2 separate regions of the Homo sapiens genome follow, and region 2 is linked to region 1. A link is a contact called in ENCODE Hi-C data. All regions are on one chromosome and are shown on one strand. Each heading gives the region's core, a stretch centred on a gene start or an enhancer-like site at or near the end of the contact. The rest is flanking DNA. Distances are from core to core; before and after follow the strand shown.

Region 1 (6,232 bases), core at 1,844-4,343:
AAGCCAGAAGTTGAATCTTGACTGTAGTTCTTGCACGTACACGCACACTCTTGCAACTGAAACCACTCAGATTGTCCTAATGCTGCTCCCCATAGCAACATCACCTGGAATTTTACGTTTGTTTTTAAGCATCATTCGTAATCTTTACTTGCAACTGAACACACCGCACCTGTGAGAGCCACGTGACATTAAAAAAATCCCTTCAGTGAGGCCAGGCATGGTGGCTCACTCCTGTAATCCCAGCCCTTTGGGAGGCCAAGGCAGGTGGATCATGATGTCAAGAGATTGAGACCATCCTGGCCAACATGGTAAAACCCAGTCTCTACTAAAAATACAAAAATTAGCTGGGCGTGGTGACGCGTGCCTGTACTCCCAGCTACTCGAGAGGCTGACGCAGGAGAATTGCTTGAGCCCGGGAGGCAGAGGTTGCAGTGAGCCGAGATTGGGCCACTGCACTCCAGCCTGGCAACAGAGGGAGACTGCCTGAAACAAAAAAATCCCTTCAGTGCCTTGATCCTTCCAGATTCAGATCCAAGAGAGATGACATTTGTCCCTCACCAGAGACTGCACACCAAGATAAAGATTTCTTCTGGCCAGGCGTGGTGGCTCACGCCTGTAATCCCAGCAATTTGGGAGGCAGAGGTGGGTGAATCACCTGAGGTCAGGAATTTGAGACCAGCCTGGCCAACGTGTTCAAACCCCGTCTCTACTAAAAATACAAAAATGGCCCGGCATAGTGGCTCTCGCCTGTAATCCCAGCTACTCAGGAGGCTGAGGCAGGAGAATCGCTTGAACCTGGGAGGTGGAGGTTGCAGTGAGCCGAGATCGCGCCATTGCACTCCAGCCTGGGCAACAAGAGAGCAAAACTCCATCTCCAAAAAAAAAAGAAAAAAAGATTTCTTCTGTGTGCATGGCTCAGCTCTGTGGTCCACTAGCGTCCTTCTTCAATCCGTTTCCAATCTATGGAATCAGGAAAGACTGAACCAACCTAGATTAATATTTTAGTATAACATAATACAGTGTTATTTACTATGGCATTGACCGTATATGCCCTTTTGCTCCTTGGAGGAAAGACAATTAATAGCTATTATGTGAGTTAATAAAATAAGCCCAGGATTTCTGAGTATAACTAACCTGTTCCCATTGATTTTCCTTGTCTCCTGCAGGCAGAGAGCTGATCAAAACAGCAAAAGCAAAGCAGTGCCCCTGGCCCAGTTCTGAAGCCAACCTTCCTTAATCACCCAGACCCATCCCTGGTTAGGACTTGCTGTGGATTCTCACGTGACTCCATCTCAGGCTACAGGGACTGAGAGGGTGTATGCAACATCTCAGACCCAGAAACCGTTGATTCTGCCTAAAAACACAGCAATAACCACATCTCATCCTCTTGATTTAAATGAAAGGGTATGGGGGAATAAAAGATGAACCTTTTTTTTTCTTTGTCAGATCTTGCGCTCATTTGGTTCTGGTGGGGAACAACAGCTATAAGAGAACAAGTGTATTCAATTAGAATTAATTCCCCCTCTTATTCTCATAGCTGAGCAGGGCTCAAGTGCCTCTCATCTGAAAGAGGTAATAAGATTTAATCTGTCTCCTCATCTACCTTCTGCAAGTATACTTAACAAATTAGCTCTCGGGACTCTTCCAAATGGAGTTTTATGAGGAATTTGCTAAGGTAAACGTTTTAGACTTTGAACACAGTTCAGATTTCAGGGACAGTACTGAAATCTGAACTGTGTTGCTAACTGCCCTGCCTTTCAACTCAAGACACAATAACTTTGAACTAAAATAATTATATTTTTGTTGTTTTCCACTCTGTCCCCACGTCTATATCACCACAACCCCCAATCCCACCCCGCAGGAGCTAACTCCTCCTTCCTGTCCCCGCAAGATCAAAACTCCTCCTGCAAGCCCCGCTAGCTCTGTCTGCTCACCTTCGTGGCAGATATGCTATTGTACTTTTACACTCATTTGTGTGATAAATACTTCAATGTCCACTTCTTCCACGAGCCCCTGAGCCCCTGGAGGGCCTGGACAACACCGAGTTTTTCTCACCGTTACATCTCCGTTGTCAGGCACTTAATAAGTATTTGGTGAACGAATGGCTTGTTTGGTGACACTCCAAAGGCTGGGGGACAGAGGTAAAGCTCCCTCCTTTTGGGCCCCAGACGGGTGGCGCTGATGGAGAGAGGAGGCTAGGATAAGGCCTCCAGGACCGAAGCGCGCACCCGTAAGGCCCCTGCTAAAAAGACCTTCCTGAAGGCGGAGGAACTGCGAGTGCCTACGTTAGCCCAAGGCCTGACCTGACGATCCCAGGGACCCTCGCTCTAACTGGCCCCGCCTCCCGGGCCCCAAACCCGGACTCGGCCCCGCCCGAAGCTCCGGATCCTGGGGCCCGCCCCTGGCCCCGCGTCGGCAGACCGTGGGCTCGCTCCTGGACCTGCCTCAAACCCTCCGCAGGTAACGCCTCCCGAACTTGAGCCACATTCCGATCCCCTCCTCAAACCCCTCCCCGTTTCCCACACCCTGGACCCCTCGCTCCGTCTCGGCCCCGCCCCAAGCCCAGCTAGGTCTGGGCCCCTGAGCCCAGCCCCGACCGGCCTCCCAGTCCCTGGGTCCCTCCCGACACCGGCCCCTCCCTAAGCTCCGCCTCCCAGGGCCCGCCTCCTGAGCGCAGCCCGCAGCCTGGACTCCGCCCCGCCTCCCGGACCCTGGGCCCCTCCCCACGTGGGCCCGTCCTAAGCTCCGCCTCCCAGAGTCCGCGCACCGCCTGGCCATGTGCTAAGACATAGTCAACGCCCCGCCCCGGCCCCGCCTCCTGAGCCCTTCTCTGGGTCTGGCCTTAGCCCCGCCCTAGGACCTGTCTCCTGGGCTCTGCTCCGAGTCCCGCCTCCTGAACCCAATGGCGTTTATCCCCGCCCTAATGCCCGCCTCCAGGACTCTTATCCTGCCCTCACGCAAGGCACCGCCTCCAGGACGCCACCAACCTGGACGCTTCCGAAGCCCAGCTTCCAGGATCGCCCTATCCTGGCCCCGCCCCAGGACCCGCCAACCTGGAATCTACCCAGGACCTGCCCCAACGACGTTAATTCTGGCCCTACCCCAGGCCTCGCTCTCATGACGCTCATCCTGGCCCCACCCCAGGCCCCACCCTCCTAAGCTCATCTTGGCCCCGCCCTAGCGCCCGCCCCCAGGACGCTCCTCCTGACCCTACCCCTAGGCCCCGCCACCTCTCTGCCTCCGCGCACTACCCTGGGCCCGCCCCCTTTTCAGTCCAGGCCCGGCTTCCGCCCGGTCTCCTGGCAACGCTGCGGCCCCGCCCACGTCATGGCGCCTGAGGAGAACGCGGGTACCAAACTCTTGCTGCAGAGTTTCGAGCGCCGCTTCCTAGCGGCGCGCACACTGCGCTCCTTCCCCTGGCAGGTGGGCGGCGGGGCGAGCGGAGAGGCCTGCGGGGCTTGCGGAAGTCCAGGGGCAGACGGGATGGGTCTCCCTGCTGAAACCCCCGGCGCTCCTGCCACGTGAGTTCCTGGGCTCTCCCCGGTCAGGGCCACGAGACCCGGTCCCCGTCCCTGGGGCCTGGCCAGAGTCGCTCTCACCCCTCCTGCCCCGCGAGCTGGCGGCGGAAGCTGGGGGCGTCTCCACAGTCTTGGGGGGCAGACGCGCGCTCGGTGTGGGGTACAGTTCACGATCATTTTCATGACTTTTTAAAGGCAGTAATCGTTCTGGTCACTGGGACACAGCTGCCCTCGCCCATTCTAAAAAGTCAGCACCCTCAGGCCCGCGGGTAACCACCTCCTCCTGAGCACGGTGACCAGGTCAAAGGCTGTCCCTCGGGCCTCAGTGTTCTCATCTGTATGTCGAGCACTGCACAGAATCAGCTCATGCGCTGAGGCTTTCACTCCTGTGATGGAAGAGACAGAGAAGGGGGTGGCCTCTCCTCTCCCTGGGGACCTGCCATTCTCAGCACAGGCGCATGGCAGGCAGCAGCCTCCCTTCTGCCAGCAGAGGGGCTTAATGCACCCTGCTCCATTTGTAATTCATGTGCGGTGAGCTCACTGGGATGAGTCAGTTTGGATATATATTCCTCCCTGGGTCTGCCCCATTTTATGGGGTGTTGCTTAATCATTTGCGTTATTCCATTGACATGAAATATTTAGCACTCAGAGATCATTTCTGGTCAGGAGAAATTTGTGCATTTTTAACCCAAAATAGAAACCTTCATAAAAGCATCATAGGTCTCCATTCAGTATTGACTATAATTGTTCACATGCCCACGCTGAATGCTAACTTGGGCTCACCATCAACACCCACGAGGTGGGTACTATTATTATCACTCACATTTGACCAGAGGGATTGTTTGATTAGGGTGTAGTAGTTGAGAGTTCAGACCCAGGAGACAGCCTGCCTGCTTCAAATCCTGGCCCAACCCCTGGCCCTGTGTGACCTTGGGCAAGTGACTGCATCTCTCTGTGCTGTTGTTTTCTTATTAATAAAATGGTTGATATAATGATACCTACCTCTTAGGGTTGTTGTCAGCGTTGAGTACAAAAGCCTGTGGATCAGTGCCTGGCTCATGGCAAATGCATGTCGGTGTTAGCTAGTGTTTTTATTCAGTCTCAAAATGTTTAATAAATGCCTTCCGTGAGCCAAGCACCATGGATCAGCAGTACCCATGATAGATGAGGCTCTGCTTGCATGGGAGAGCTAGAGAATAAACAAATAAATGAATAAACAAGAAAAGACCAGATGAGAGTGGCTTTAAAGCCAAGAAAACAGGGGAATGGTGAATGGACCAACTGGGAAGAAGAGTCACTAAAGTCGGGGAATCAGGGAAGCCTTCCCCAAAGACGTGGCATTTGAACTGGGGCCTGAGTGGTGAAGCAGCCAGCCATGGGAAGGGTTTGGGGAACAGGATATGCAAAGGCCCTGTGGTGGAAACAAGCCAGCTGTGGTTGAGGAACAACAGCAATGCAGCCAGTGTGGCTGGAGTGGAGTGAGCAGTGTGGGCCAGGGGTGAGGGAGAACAGGCCAGAGAGAGGGATTAGGACCAGGTCTTGTAGGGCCTTTTATGGCATGGAAGGAGCTCTGAAGCAATGAAGTGCCTTGCTGTGTGTCACATACCAGCCGAGACAGTCTGCCTAACTCGGGAGCCAAAGCTTGCTGCTGGACTTGCCACTGTAAGAGGACAATGTAACCCAGGCTGGTATGGGCACATTCTGCATTTCCACTTAAACTCAGATGGCAAGCCCATCAAACCTTGGTGCCATGGCTGCCCTGGTAATTCCTGGCTGACCAGTGCAACCAGGGAGCTGGCCCATGACCCGGGTGGCCGCTAAGTAGCCAGGACTAATGCGGCCAAGAGTCAGCCTTCTTCCTGTGACTCATCCAGGTGCACCCTGCGACATCTGAAGGTCAGGCTTTCAGCCGCTGTGGCTTCCACTTCCAACTGGCTCCGCGTCCCCAGGGAGGGATCACATAGCGCTTTGCCAACACATTCTATTGCGTGTTTTAATGTTCCTGTGAATGCGCCCTTGAGATTTCTCTCTCTCCCGTCCACACGGAGCTTAGAAGCAAAATTAAGAGACTCATCAGATTCTGAGCTGCTGCGGGATATTTTGCAGAAGGTAAGAATTCCAGAGTCCCTGGGACTCATGACCCTGCCTCCTGAATCTCTCCGGAAGACCTGAGAGAAGAACCACAGGTTCTTTAAAAACACCCCTGTTCAAAGAACAAAACCATTGAGTCAGCACTGCAGGTAGGTGTCAGCACCTCCGACAGCTCCTGCGCTTTTGTTTTCTATCTAAGACTTAGACAAAGACATCAGAATATACAAAAATCTGCATGAGGGGGGAAATCTAGGGAATGTTTTTTAAACTATCCTCAGCAAAAACAGAGATGACAGGTGCAAAACAGCTTCTAGCATTTGGTGGATGCTCAGAGACTTTCTTTTTTGCATTCCTGAGGCCTGTCCTGCCCACTCCTGTCTCCTCTAGACCTAAATGGGCCCTTGCTTTGCCCAGGGTGGGGTTTGGACTCAAGTGCATCTGCATGCAGGTGACAGCCAGGATCACCACCCGGCCCAGCCACAGCGTGACCTTGGCCTTGAGGGCCAAGTGCAGATCACCCTGCATCCTGGGTCTTCACCTTCGAAGGGCCATGAGCCCTTCAGAAAAGACAAAGCAATAGACTCCCTCCCAGAAAGAAGTGCACCAGAAGAATACATTTTCCA
Region 2 (6,232 bases), core at 1,846-4,345, 510 kb after region 1:
AAGTTAGTTATTGCTGGGTCCCACCTAATCCCCACTCCTGAGTACCTTTCATCTCCCCTTGGTTCCCTCCAAAATTCCCTCTGGAAGAACACCTCATTGCATCTTAGTAAGGCCAGGGAAGGTGTGGTTTGTTCCTTCCTTTATTCATTCATTCAGCCAGTAATTGTCAGCACCTCCTCTGCCCAGCCAGGGGTATAGGGGCTGCCACCATGAGCCATCCTGGCCTGATGGTGCTCCCAGCTAATGGGTAGAAGGGAGAAATCATAAGATGTGGAGCCAGATCTGGGTTTCAATCCTTACCTTGCTAATGCCCCTCAGTTTCCCCATCTGTGAAATGGGTTTGCTGACCACAGCCTAGTCAGCTGGCTGCAAGGATGGTGTAAGATCTGGTAGGGCAGTGCTGGGCACAGGATTCACTCTCACCGTCTGGTGGCTCTGCTAGCCACATTGGGGCTCAGGACAGGAGGTGGAGCCCTGGTCTTTAGTTGCAATGCCCCCCACCCCAACTCCTGGCTCTAACATGGGCTTCAGGGGTCATGGTTCACTGCCACAAGGCGGGGAGAAACTGGTGTTTGCTAAGAGCCTTGTTGTGCTTGACACCTGTTATGTTATATTCTCCATCTCACACCCTCCCAGGGGCAGGTGTTCTGCTACGATTGTCCTCATTTTACAGTTGAGGAAACTGAGGCTCAGAGAGGGTGAGTGCCTTGCACAAGACCACACAGCACTTCTCACCTCCAGTTGATGTGAGGATACTCAGACCCGAATACCCTTCACCTAGAGAGCTCCTAAACCCCACTGCTCAGCTTGGCAGGGAGCTTGTGTCCCAAGTGCCCAGGATCATCACCACAGGCTGGTCTAAGACAACACTGAGCATTATCCTCACGGCTCAGTGGGGGGAGCTGCAGGATGCAGCAAGATGAACCAGATGAGCGGGAGACAGGAAGGAAGAGAGGAGGGGCTGGAGAGGGAGTGGGGGTGAGGGATAGGGAGGGAGACAGAGAGAGAGACAGAGATAGAGACACAGAGAGACAGATGAAGAGTGGAAAGGGAAGGGGGCAAGACACTGAGAGAAGGAGAGACAAAGAGAGTGAACGGGAGGAGCAAGACAGATAGGAACAGAGATGGGTGGGGGCAGGAGAGAGAGAGATAAGACAGAGAGACCAGCGGATGGACTGGGGTGGGGGCACTGAGGATGTGAGTGAGGAGGAGGGGCATGGAGGCAGGCCCCATGCACCCCTGCTGGGCTCTGCAGTTGGCCCCCACGGGTGGCACGATGTGCGCCTTCTCCATCCAGAGAGGAAGACAGGGACACAGTCCCACGGGCAGTCCCCTGAGTGGCTCTTGGTGGGTGGATGGGCCTGGGAGGGGGCCTCCAATTTCCTGCAGCTCAACACTCCCGGCCATCAAAGCAGTGGCCAGACCAGGGCTGAGGGGTCTGGAACAAGGCGGGCAGGATGGCAGGAAGGCGAGGGTGTTGAGGGAAGTGGGGGGCGGCTGCAGGCCCAGCCTTTCCTGCCGGCCCCATGGTGCACAGACACCCCTGCCCTTCCTTCCTGGTTGGGTGGGAAAGAGGAAAATGAGGTCCCGCTACTCTCAGAGTGAGGCCCACCGGGCACCCTGTGGAAGCTGGGGGTCTGATGGGAGGCCCCGTTCTGAGAGGTCGGAGCTGAAGGGCTTTTGCTTTCAAACACTGTAGCTCTGCTCCTCATGAGCTGTGCATCTTGGGCCAGTCCCTTCCCCTCAGCCTTGGTTTCCATATCTGGAAGATGGGTTACCAATAGCGCTCGCCTCGGGGGAATCTGTGAGGAAAAAGAGAGCCCGTACATGGCAAGTGCTTGGCACAGTGTCTGGCACGGGCTAGCCCTGTGTGAGCACCCCCGCAAAACAGCCACGGCGCATGGTCCTCACAGGGCTGTGACCTTGGAACCAGGCTGCCTGCCCCTAACGCTGCTTTTGAGATCAAGAACCCTGCCCAGTGCCGGCTTTTGTGGGACTAATCTTCCACTAAGCCTGGGAGGATGTCAGGGAAAGTGCCTGGCGGGGGTGCCAGGGGTGGGGGTGCGGCTGGGTCTCCACAGGAGGCAACTGTGGGCTCCAGGACCAAGGCCTTGCTCTGGCTATCGGTTGTGGGCCACTGGCTGGAACTATTTCCTCTCTCCATGTTTTCCTCATTTATATATCTGACCCTGAGCACTGGTCCCTCTGGCCCTGCCACTTGTAAATCCCTTTTATGGGTCTGGGGTTTGGGGGACAGATTATGGGGTCTGGGGGGCCCGACTGGCCGGCACCGGGGGAGCGAAGGCCTGGACAGTGCCTGAGAAAGGTGGTGGAGGGAGGCTGAGTGTGGAGGGGAGACACAGGGTTCGGGAAGGCAGAGGGAGAAGGAAAGGGGAGCTCAGAGGGACCGAGAGAGGGACGGAGGGTCCGAGGGGGAGGCAGAGGGAGCCACGGAGAGAGGGAGCGAGCGTCAGGGACGGAAAAACGGAGCAGGAGAGAGAAGGAGACTAGAAAGGGCCGGGGGCGGGGCTGCCAGGGACTGGAGAGCGAAGCGGAGTCGGAGGGAGAAGGAGAAGCAGAGGCAGAACCCGGAGAAGCGCCACACGCGCGGAGTTTGGGGTGGGGACAGAGACGGAGAGACGCAGAGACCGAGAGACGCAGAGAGAGGGAGAGACGGGGTGGGGGAGAGGGCGGAAAAGAGAAAACAGGCGCGAGCGAGGCAGGCCAAGCGGCCAAGTGGGAGGAAAGAGCGAGGAGAGCGAGCGACGGCGGCGGCGGCTACGGGGAGGGACCCTGGGGCCGCGGGCGGGTCCTGGAGGGCGCGGGCGGCGGGACCCGCGGACGGCGGGGCGTGGCCCAGGGCGGCCAGGGGCAGGCGGGGGTCCCGGGGGCGGGCGGGGCCGGGGCGGGGAGTGAGGGCGTGTCCGCAGCGGAGCCGCCCCCGCCCCGCCCCCGGGCTGCGCGGCGAGGCTGACCCGGGCCCGGGCGCCGGGGTCGGGGGCGGCTGGCGCGGGCAGGAAGCGCATCGCGGCCCGGGCCCGCCCCCCGCCTCCCGCCGCCTCCGGGCTCCCGGCTCCCGGCCGCGCCTCGCCCCATGCACTCGCCGCGCCGCGCAGCCCGCGCACGCCCGGATGGCTCCTCGCGCCGCGGGCGGCGCACCCCTTAGCGCCCGGGCCGCCGCCGCCAGCCCCCCGCCGTTCCAGACGCCGCCGCGGTGCCCGGTGCCGCTGCTGTTGCTGCTGCTCCTGGGGGCGGCGCGGGCCGGCGCCCTGGAGATCCAGCGTCGGTTCCCCTCGCCCACGCCCACCAACAACTTCGCCCTGGACGGCGCGGCGGGGACCGTGTACCTGGCGGCCGTCAACCGCCTCTATCAGCTGTCGGGCGCCAACCTGAGCCTGGAGGCCGAGGCGGCCGTGGGCCCGGTGCCCGACAGCCCGCTGTGTCACGCTCCGCAGCTGCCGCAGGCCTCGTGCGAGCACCCGCGGCGCCTCACGGACAACTACAACAAGATCCTGCAGCTGGACCCCGGCCAGGGCCTGGTAGTCGTGTGCGGGTCCATCTACCAGGGCTTCTGCCAGCTGCGGCGCCGGGGCAACATCTCGGCCGTGGCCGTGCGCTTCCCGCCCGCCGCGCCGCCCGCCGAGCCCGTCACGGTGTTCCCCAGCATGCTGAACGTGGCGGCCAACCACCCGAACGCGTCCACCGTGGGGCTAGTTCTGCCTCCCGCCGCGGGCGCGGGGGGCAGCCGCCTGCTCGTGGGCGCCACGTACACCGGTTACGGCAGCTCCTTCTTCCCGCGCAACCGCAGCCTGGAGGACCACCGCTTCGAGAACACGCCCGAGATCGCCATCCGCTCCCTGGACACGCGCGGCGACCTGGCCAAGCTCTTCACCTTCGACCTCAACCCCTCCGACGACAACATCCTCAAGATCAAGCAGGGCGCCAAGGAGCAGCACAAGCTGGGCTTCGTGAGCGCCTTCCTGCACCCGTCCGACCCGCCGCCGGGTGCACAGTCCTACGCGTACCTGGCGCTCAACAGCGAGGCGCGCGCGGGCGACAAGGAGAGCCAGGCGCGGAGCCTGCTGGCGCGCATCTGCCTGCCCCACGGCGCCGGCGGCGACGCCAAGAAGCTCACCGAGTCCTACATCCAGTTGGGCTTGCAGTGCGCGGGCGGCGCGGGCCGCGGCGACCTCTACAGCCGCCTGGTGTCGGTCTTCCCAGCCCGGGAGCGGCTCTTTGCTGTCTTCGAGCGGCCCCAGGGGTCCCCCGCGGCCCGCGCTGCTCCGGCCGCACTCTGCGCCTTCCGCTTCGCCGACGTGCGAGCCGCCATCCGAGCTGCGCGCACCGCCTGCTTCGTGGAACCGGCGCCCGACGTGGTGGCGGTGCTCGACAGCGTGGTGCAGGGCACGGGACCGGCCTGTGAGCGCAAGCTCAACATCCAGGTACACCCGGGCGGTGGCGGCGGCGGCGGCGGCGGCGGCGGCGGGGGCGGGGGCGGGGGCGGGCGGGAACCGAGCGGGTCGTGAGCTGAGTGGGTCACAGGTGGGAGCGCGCAGAGATCCAGATGTACGTGGAACCCAGGTGTGCACGCGAGAATACAGGTGTCCCCCGAGGGGTACTACTGGCGCCTGTATGGCCCAGGTGGGCATGTGCAGGGACTCAAGTGAGTGCCGGCTCATGGGCGCGCATACCTAGGCGTACTGGGAGGGGTCCAAGTTGCCACAGGTACCCAGGTGCGCATAAAGCCCAGGTATGCACGTGAGGGTCACAGGTGCATGCTGAGGGCGCAGTAAGTGACTGCATGCCTGACCAAAGTTGTGTTCTGGGGCCACTGCGTGAGCCTGTCAGAGTTACCATTGCACGTTGGTGATGGGTGCATGGGTGTGGCAGGTGTGCAAGGAGGCACACAGGTGTGCACCAGGGCCCTGCAGATGTCTGCATGGACTTGTGTGCCAGCAAGCTGGGGCCTGAAGACGCACAGGGCAGACAGGTGTACTGCACAGACACTGGTACAACGGGACAGGGCTAGGTGTGCAGTGGGATGTGCGTGGCAGGGGACGCAGGTATTTGGGCATGAGTCGGTACTCTGAGGAGGCTGCATGGTTGGCAAACAGGTGTGTGCCTGAGGCCAACTTTTATTCACCTATTCTGCAAATATTTCCTGAGCACCTAGTATGTACCAGGTGTGGGAGTCTGGGGTAAACAATAGCACTTGTGGAGTGCCAGCTAGGGGCATCACATGTCACAATTCCCAGTTCTCAGAACAACCCTCTCAGGTAGCCTCTATTCTCATCACATTTTACAGATGAAGAAACAGGCACAGAGAGGTTAAGCAACTTGCTGAGGATCACACAGTTGGGCACTAGCAGAGGTGGATTTGAATCCAGCCTGTCTGGCCTCAGCATCTGTGTTTTTAATGCCCAGCCTTTGCTGCCTTCTGGACTTGGATCTCAGAGTGCGTGTGTTTTGGGGGCGTCCCAGGCAGCTGGGGTGGGCAGATGCCAGGGCCAGGAGAATGGAGGGATGTGAACAGGGGTGTTTTGGGGGCAGGAGAGGGCCGTGGGGCTCAGTGGGGAATGAGGAGGAGTACAGGCAGGCATGGGGCCCAGGTGTCTGAGGCTGGGTTGGGCAGTAGCAAGGGGGGCCAGGTTGACGGAATCAGCATGTGTGTTGACATGACAAGGGTGCGGGAGGGGACTTGGTGTGGTTCCCTGAAAGGAAGTTCATGGCAAGGGATTGCTCCTCACACTGGCTTTGGGAGCTGGGTCTGTTGATCCCCATAGTTCACCCTGAGGAATGAGGCCCCAGAATGACACTGGGGCCTTTCCCACACCCTCCACCCATCTGAGTCTGGCGAGCCCACTTCAGCTCCACTGCCTGCCATTCCCTTAGGAAGCTGCATCTCCATCAGCAAAATGCAGAACTCAGCCTTCTTGTGGTGACCCAAGCCTTCCTTGGGGCCCCACCCTGTCCCTTCTCCATGGCTGTGACAAGAATTTCATGAGATTAACCATTCCTCTGTGGGCGGGCCCAACACTGGGGCTTTGAGAAAATGCAGATTCCTTCTCCCAAGGTCGAGGTCGGTCTCCCACGACTGCCCACCATCTGGCCGGCCACCCTGAAAGTAAAGGTCACGGTGGGTGAGCAGGGCAGACAGTCCAAAGGGTGGTGGGGCTGCTTGCCCTGTGCCATGGTTGGTTCATCCACCATCTCCACCCCAGAGCTTCATCTC

Evidence for each region. A loop is a pair of places that touch in the nucleus more often than their neighbours do. Pooled maps may share reads with other maps.
Region 2: a loop to region 1 is called in a map of CD8-positive, alpha-beta T cell, with 14 times the contacts of the local background. The contact joins the promoter of PLXND1 here to the promoter of LINC02021 in region 1. A Hi-C loop is called at or near these places in 2 of 168 maps with a recorded cell type or tissue (CD8-positive, alpha-beta T cell and naive thymus-derived CD4-positive, alpha-beta T cell) and 7 of 50 pooled maps.

Annotation. Positions count from the first base shown.
Region 1 is chr3:130,108,568-130,114,799 of GRCh38, reverse strand. LINC02021 (long intergenic non-protein coding RNA 2021) reads right to left here and starts at 3,093. Exons shown (of 3, transcript NR_146653.1): 1 at 2,988-3,093; 2 at 2,056-2,178. LOC124909432 (a long non-coding RNA gene) reads left to right here. Exons shown (of 3, transcript XR_007096083.1): 3 at 1,167-1,440. It also overlaps the pseudogene FAM86HP. RefSeq lists silencers at 2,393-2,562, 2,633-2,682 and enhancers at 3,683-3,732, 3,833-4,022.
Region 2 is chr3:129,603,539-129,609,770 of GRCh38, reverse strand. PLXND1 (plexin D1) reads left to right here and starts at 3,095. Exons shown (of 36, transcript NM_015103.3): 1 at 3,095-4,442. The coding sequence starts at 3,132. RefSeq lists enhancers at 883-1,873, 1,874-2,866, 3,859-4,851, 5,844-6,232 and silencers at 2,767-2,926, 3,077-3,136.